2 separate regions of the Homo sapiens genome follow, and region 2 is linked to region 1. A link is a loop called in an ENCODE intact Hi-C map of the cell type or tissue named here. Cell type or tissue: CD14-positive monocyte. All regions are shown on one strand. Each heading gives the region's core, and the rest is flanking DNA. Links, peaks and the distances in the headings are about the cores only.

Region 1 (2,910 bases), core at 251-2,750:
TTTGTCGTCCAGGCTGGAGTGCAGTGGAGTGATCTCGGCTCACTGCAACCTCTGCCTCCTGGGTTCAAGCGATTCTCCTGCCTCAGCCTCCCGAGTAGCTGGGACTACAGGTGCGTGCCACCACGCCTGGCTAATTTTTTTGTATTTTTAGTAGAGATGGGGTTTCACCATGTTAGCCAGGATGTTCTCGATTTCCTGACCTCGTGATCCACTTGCCTCGGCCTCCCAAAGTGCAGGGATTACAGGTGTGAGCCACTGCGCCTGGCCCAGAAATTTATTGAAAATGACTGTGTGGAGGCTGGGTGCAGGGGCTCACGCCTGTAATCCCAGCATTTTGGGAGGCCGAGCTGGGCTGGTCGCTGGAAGCCAGGAGTTCGAGACTACCCTGGCCAACATAAGGAAACCTCATCTCTACTAAAAATACACAAATTAGCCAAGCATGGTGGCACACACCTGTAATCCCAGCTACTCAGGAGGTTGAGACAGGAGGAATGCTTGAACCTGGGAGGCAGAGGTTGCAGCAGTGAGCCGAGATTGCACCACTATACTCCAGCCTGGGTGATGGAGTGAGAATCTGTTTCAAAGAAAGAAAATAAATAAAAATAAAAATAAATAAAATGACTGTGTGGGCCGGGTCCAGTGGCTCATGCCTGTAATTCTAACACTTTGGGAGACTGAGGTGGAAGGATTGTTTGAGCCCAGGAGGCAGAGGTTGCAGTGAGCTATGATTATGCCACTGGACTCCATCTTGGGCAACAGGGTGAGACCCTGTCTCAAAGAAAAAAAAAAAATGGTTGGCCTGGGACTACAGGTGTGTACCACCATACCTGGCTAATTTTTAAAAACATTTTTTGTAGAGATGGGGTCTGGCTATGTTACCCGGGCTAGTTTCAAACTCCTGGCCTCAAATGATGCTCCTGCCTCAACCTCCCAAGGTGCTGGGATTAAAGGCATGAGCCATGGTGCCCAGCTTGAATTGACCTATTTTTATTTTTAAAATTTATTCATTTATTTTTTGGGACAGAGTCTTGCCCTGTCTCTCAGGCTGGAGTGCAGTGGTGCTATCTCGGCTCACTGCAACCTCTGCCTCCTGGGTTCAAGCAATTCTCTTGCCTCAGCCTCCCATTTAGCTGGGATTACAGGTACGCACCACCACGTGTGGCTAATTTTTTGTATTTTTAGTAGAGGCGGGGTTTCACCATGTTGCCCAGGCTGATCTTGAACTCCTGAGCTCAGGCAATCCACCCCCTTGGCCTCCCAAAGTGCTAGGATTACAAGCATGAGCCACCGCGCCTGGTCCTATTTTTAAATGACTTCTGGTTTTTGTGTCATTCTTAGGAAGACCTTTTCTCATTCTGAGTCTTAACATTTTCCCATTTTTTTCTTTGCTAATTCTTCCTCCTAGTCATAGGAATTTAGGAATCCGGGTATGGGCCCCCACCGTCCTCTGGGTGGCAGAACTTCCTCTGTGGTCTCCTTCTCTCCCCACATGTCGAAGTTTTCTCTGTTCCCACTTCTCCCCACAGGGTGGTGGTTGGAGCCCCCCAGGAGATAGTGGCTGCCAACCAAAGGGGCAGCCTCTACCAGTGCGACTACAGCACAGGCTCATGCGAGCCCATCCGCCTGCAGGGTGAGTCACTGCCCCGCCGGGCTGGGACTGGGATTCCCCTGTGAACACATAGGGACTTTCCAGGCACTCCTGTGTCCTGGGGATCTGTGGTGGGGACACAGGTGCCTGCCTCCGTACCCTCTCCTCTGCCTGCAGTCTCTACCCTAGACATCCCCAGGCAACCCCTCTGTGTTCCTTTCTTTCCCAAGATTTAGGATCCCCCTTCACCGTCAGACCTCCTTGTCTCCCGCATGGAGGTGACCCCTGCCCAGCTCTTCCACAGCCTTCTCTGTCCCCCCACCAGGGTGACCATGCCCATATCTGTCCCCGCAGTCCCCGTGGAGGCCGTGAACATGTCCCTGGGCCTGTCCCTGGCAGCCACCACCAGCCCCCCTCAGCTGCTGGTGAGTGGGGCTCGATCAGAGGAGCATCCTAATGGGGGTGTTTGGGGGCCCACGCATGGTGGGGCTGGGGGTCTTGTGGAGGGTGGAGGTGCTGGGGTACAAGGACAGGAAGCAGGGGCAGCCCCTTCCACTGGCTCCTGTCCCCTAGGCCTGTGGTCCCACCGTGCACCAGACTTGCAGTGAGAACACGTATGTGAAAGGGCTCTGCTTCCTGTTTGGATCCAACCTACGGCAGCAGCCCCAGAAGTTCCCAGAGGCCCTCCGAGGTGGGTTGCCTTTGGCAGAGGGAACAGATGCGCAGCAAAAGACCAGGGGAGGGGGCAGGACTGAGGTGACGTCTGCTCAAGGTCTGGGCTCTGGGTGCAGAAGAGTGGGGGAACTGGGTCCCATTAGAGTCAGAAGCTAGGGAGGTGCTAGGGTCTTGTACTTTAGGAAAACGCCTTGGCTAGGCACAGTGGCTCATACCTGCAATCCCAAAGCTTTGGGAGCCCAGGAGCTTGAGATCAGCCTGGGCAATGTAGTGAGATCCTGTCTCTAAAAAAAAAAAAAAAAAAAATTAGCTGAGTGTGGTGATGAGCACCTGTAGTCTTAGCTATTTGGAGGCCAAGGTGGGAAGATTGCTTGAGGCCACAAGTTCAAGGCAAGCCTGGGCAACATAGGGAGATCCCCGTCTCTACAAAAAAAAAAAAAAATTAGCCAGGCGTGGTGGCACACACCTGCAGTCCCAGCTACTCAGGAGGATCACTTGAGCCTGGGAAGTTGAAGCTGCAGCAAGTTATGATTGCACCACTGTACTCCAACCTGGGTGACAGAGCAAGACCCTGTCTTTAAAAAATAAGTCCAGGTCACACTGCAGAGGAGGGGATGGTGCAAGGTGTCATTGGCAAGAGGTGGGAA
Region 2 (2,910 bases), core at 226-2,725, 85 kb after region 1:
TGACCCAGCATTTCCCTGTCTGCCAGGGATGCGTTGCCCACATTCCCCAACTTCTCATTGATTTCCTCTGCTTGACTTGTTTCCTGTTGCCTGTTACTCAAGTTAAATCCTTGTTTTATTCTAAATTTACACCAATTCAAGTTAGTTTACCTCTTAGGCGACTCTTGCTTTGCTCCAGGCGGCTTCTGATTCATGCAATTATTGAGCAGGTCTGCAGGTGAGGGGGCTGAGCATTTGGTCCATTTGCTTCAAACCTGTGCAGTCTCTTCTTCACCCACCCATCTACCCATCCACTTACCACCCCATCATTCCATCCATTCACCTGTTCACCCACCCATCTACCCATTTACCCATCCACGCACCACTGCATCCTTCCGCCTATCCACCTGTTCACCCACCCACCCACCCATCTACCCTTCCACCCATCCACTTGTTCACCCACCCATCTACCGATCCACCCACCACCCCATCCTTCCACCCATCCACCTGTTCACCCACCCACCCACCCACCCACACATTTGCCCATCCACCCTCCACCCCATCCTTTCATCCATCCACCTGTCCACACACAAACCTATCCACCCTCCTGTCACCCATCCATCCTACACCCACAGACAGGAACTGACCCCTGGTTGTATCTGCTCGGTGTCCAATGCCCATTGTTAGAGAGACAAGGAGAAGTGAGATGCAGTATCTCCCTTCAATGAACTCTCATCTAGAGAGTGTCATCTTTTATCCTTCACTGAGAAAGACTGATTATTAACTTCCCCTCCCCCACCCTCAGCTTAGAACCATTGCAGCAAATGCTCTTTCCCAGGCACATAACTGAGCCGCAATCGTGACTGGGACTGGAACTATCAGATCCTTGTGTTGCCTGGATAACATTCTGCCATTCTTTCACTTCATTCATGCACCAAGTATGGACTGTGTGCCTCCCATGTATCAGGCATTGTGTGAAGAACTGGGGATAAAAGGGTTAAAACTGCTGGGCGTGGTGGCTCACACCTGTAATCTCAACACTTTGGGAGGCTGAGGTGGTGGGGGTGATTGCCTAAGGCCAGGAGTTCAAGACCAGCCTGGGCAACATAGCAAGGCCCCCAACTTCACAAAACATTTAAAAATTAGCTAGGCATGGTGGTGCATACCTGTAGTCCCAGCTACTTAAGAGGCTGAATTGGGAGGATCACTTGAGCCCTGGAGGTTGAGGCTGCAGTGAACTCTGATCACACCACTGCACTCCAGCCTGGGTGACAGAGTAAGACTTTGTTTCTGAAAAACAAAACAATAAAAGAAATGTTAGAAGGACACGGCCCCAGTGTGTGGAAGCCAGCAGTCCCTGCCCAGCCCCTGGAGCACCAGGCACTGCCTAATTCATCTCAAGCCTCTCCCTCTGCGATTCATCAAGCAGAGTCACTGTGCTGTCTAGTAAAACTTCTGGGGTGTAATCTCCTTCTGGGGTGTGACTCCTTGAGGGCTGAGACCCTTTCCTGTTTGTCTTGCTTCTCACAGTGGCCAGCCCAGAGCCTATGTCATGTGGGCAGCCCATGCGTGTGGGATGAGTGGTTGAGGGAACAAATATGACACAGGCAGCGTTTAGGGCAGAGAGGAGGAAGTAAAGTCATTAGCCAAATAGTCAAGACTCCAGCACCTTGAGTCCTGTCCTCAGCCCACACTAGCTGGGTGACCTGAGGAGGATGACCCAACTTCTCAGGGCCTCAGTTTTGCATCTGTGAAACAGGGGTGACAGCAGTCCCCGTCGCGGGGCTGCTGTGAGGGTTCAATTAGCTAGTATAAATAAAGTGCAATAGCAAAGACGTAGAATCAACCTGGGTGCCCATCCGTGGTGGATTGGTTAAAGAAAACGTGCTACACACACCACGGAATACTATGCAGCCATGAAAAAGAATGAAATCACGTCCTTTGCTGCAACATGGATGCAGCTGGAGGTCATAGTCCTAAGTGAATTAATGCAGGAACAGAAAACTAAATACTGCACATTCTCATTTGTAAGTGGGAGCTGAACGTTGGGTACACATGTACATAAAGATGGGAACAACAGACACTGGGGTCTCCAGAAGGGGAGAGGGAGGGAAGGGAGCAAGGGCTGCAAAACCACCTATCAGGCACTCTGCTCACTATTTGGGTGACAGGATCAACAGAAGTGCAAACCTCAGCACCCCGCAATATACCTGTGTAATAGACCTGCACATGTACCTGCTGAATCTAAAATTTTAAAAAAGAAGCTGAGTGAGATGGCTCATGCCTGTAATCCCATCACTTTGGGAGGCCAAGGCAGGTGGATCGCCTGAGGCCAGGAGTTCAAGACCAGCCTGAGAAACCCCATCTCTACTAAAAAAATAAATAAAATAAAAAGGAGAGAAGAAAAAAATTGTTTTTACTAAGAAAATAAATAAAGTGCATGGTGCTATAAATGTCATCATGGCAGCTCCTGTGTCGGCCGCCCGATATCACTATCCCATGCCCGCTTCTTCTTTCCACCTCCTGAGCTTCCCAGACAGTGCTCCCAAACTGTCACCACACCGGAACGCCACGCCTTCAGGGTGGGTTTTTGGAGCAGAGCGTCTTCCCGAGTACCTCTGTATTTGTGTATTTTTACACTTTAGAATTAAAATAAATTGTATTTTAAGAAAATGTGGGGGTACAACAGGGATTGTCCTTCAAAGAGAGAAGTGAGAGTGACTGCAGGCAGGGAGAGGAAGGGCAGAAACTTTAGGGTAACTCCACTCGGGCCCCGTGGGTGAAGATGGGGCGGAAACGGACCCAGAAATCCGAGGGTTTCTGCCCACCAGGTTTCTGTTCTCTTCTTTCCACAGAAAACAAAGGACACAGGAGACAGACCCCAAATTTTTCAGTTTCACTTAGGCAAATCAGATCCGAATTAAGGCAGCA

What was found. A loop is a pair of places that touch in the nucleus more often than their neighbours do. Peaks named below come from ENCODE experiments on the same cell type or tissue, not always from the same donor. Only the 100,000 strongest peaks of a DNase experiment are listed, where the experiment ranks them.
Region 2: a loop joins it to region 1, with 2.4 times the contacts of the local background. A loop is called at or near these places in 5 of 110 quality-filtered maps.

The regions. Positions count from the first base shown.
Region 1 is chr16:31,263,869-31,266,778 of GRCh38, forward strand. ITGAM (integrin subunit alpha M) reads left to right here. Exons shown (of 30, transcript NM_000632.4): 3 at 1,527-1,630; 4 at 1,943-2,013; 5 at 2,162-2,279. Among named protein-coding and RNA genes, the nearest start is that of ITGAM, 5.3 kb to the left of the region's middle. RefSeq lists enhancers at 1,186-2,385, 1,500-1,979. In CD14-positive monocyte, for the core only: no CTCF peak of the experiment used is centred there; a DNase peak (open chromatin) is centred at 1,653; H3K27ac peaks cover 1,740 bases.
Region 2 is chr16:31,348,907-31,351,816 of GRCh38, forward strand. No RefSeq gene overlaps it. Among named protein-coding and RNA genes, the nearest start is that of ITGAX, 4.8 kb to the right of the region's middle. In CD14-positive monocyte, for the core only: no CTCF peak of the experiment used is centred there; a DNase peak (open chromatin) is centred at 1,535; H3K4me3 peaks cover 1,786 bases; H3K27ac peaks cover 2,308 bases.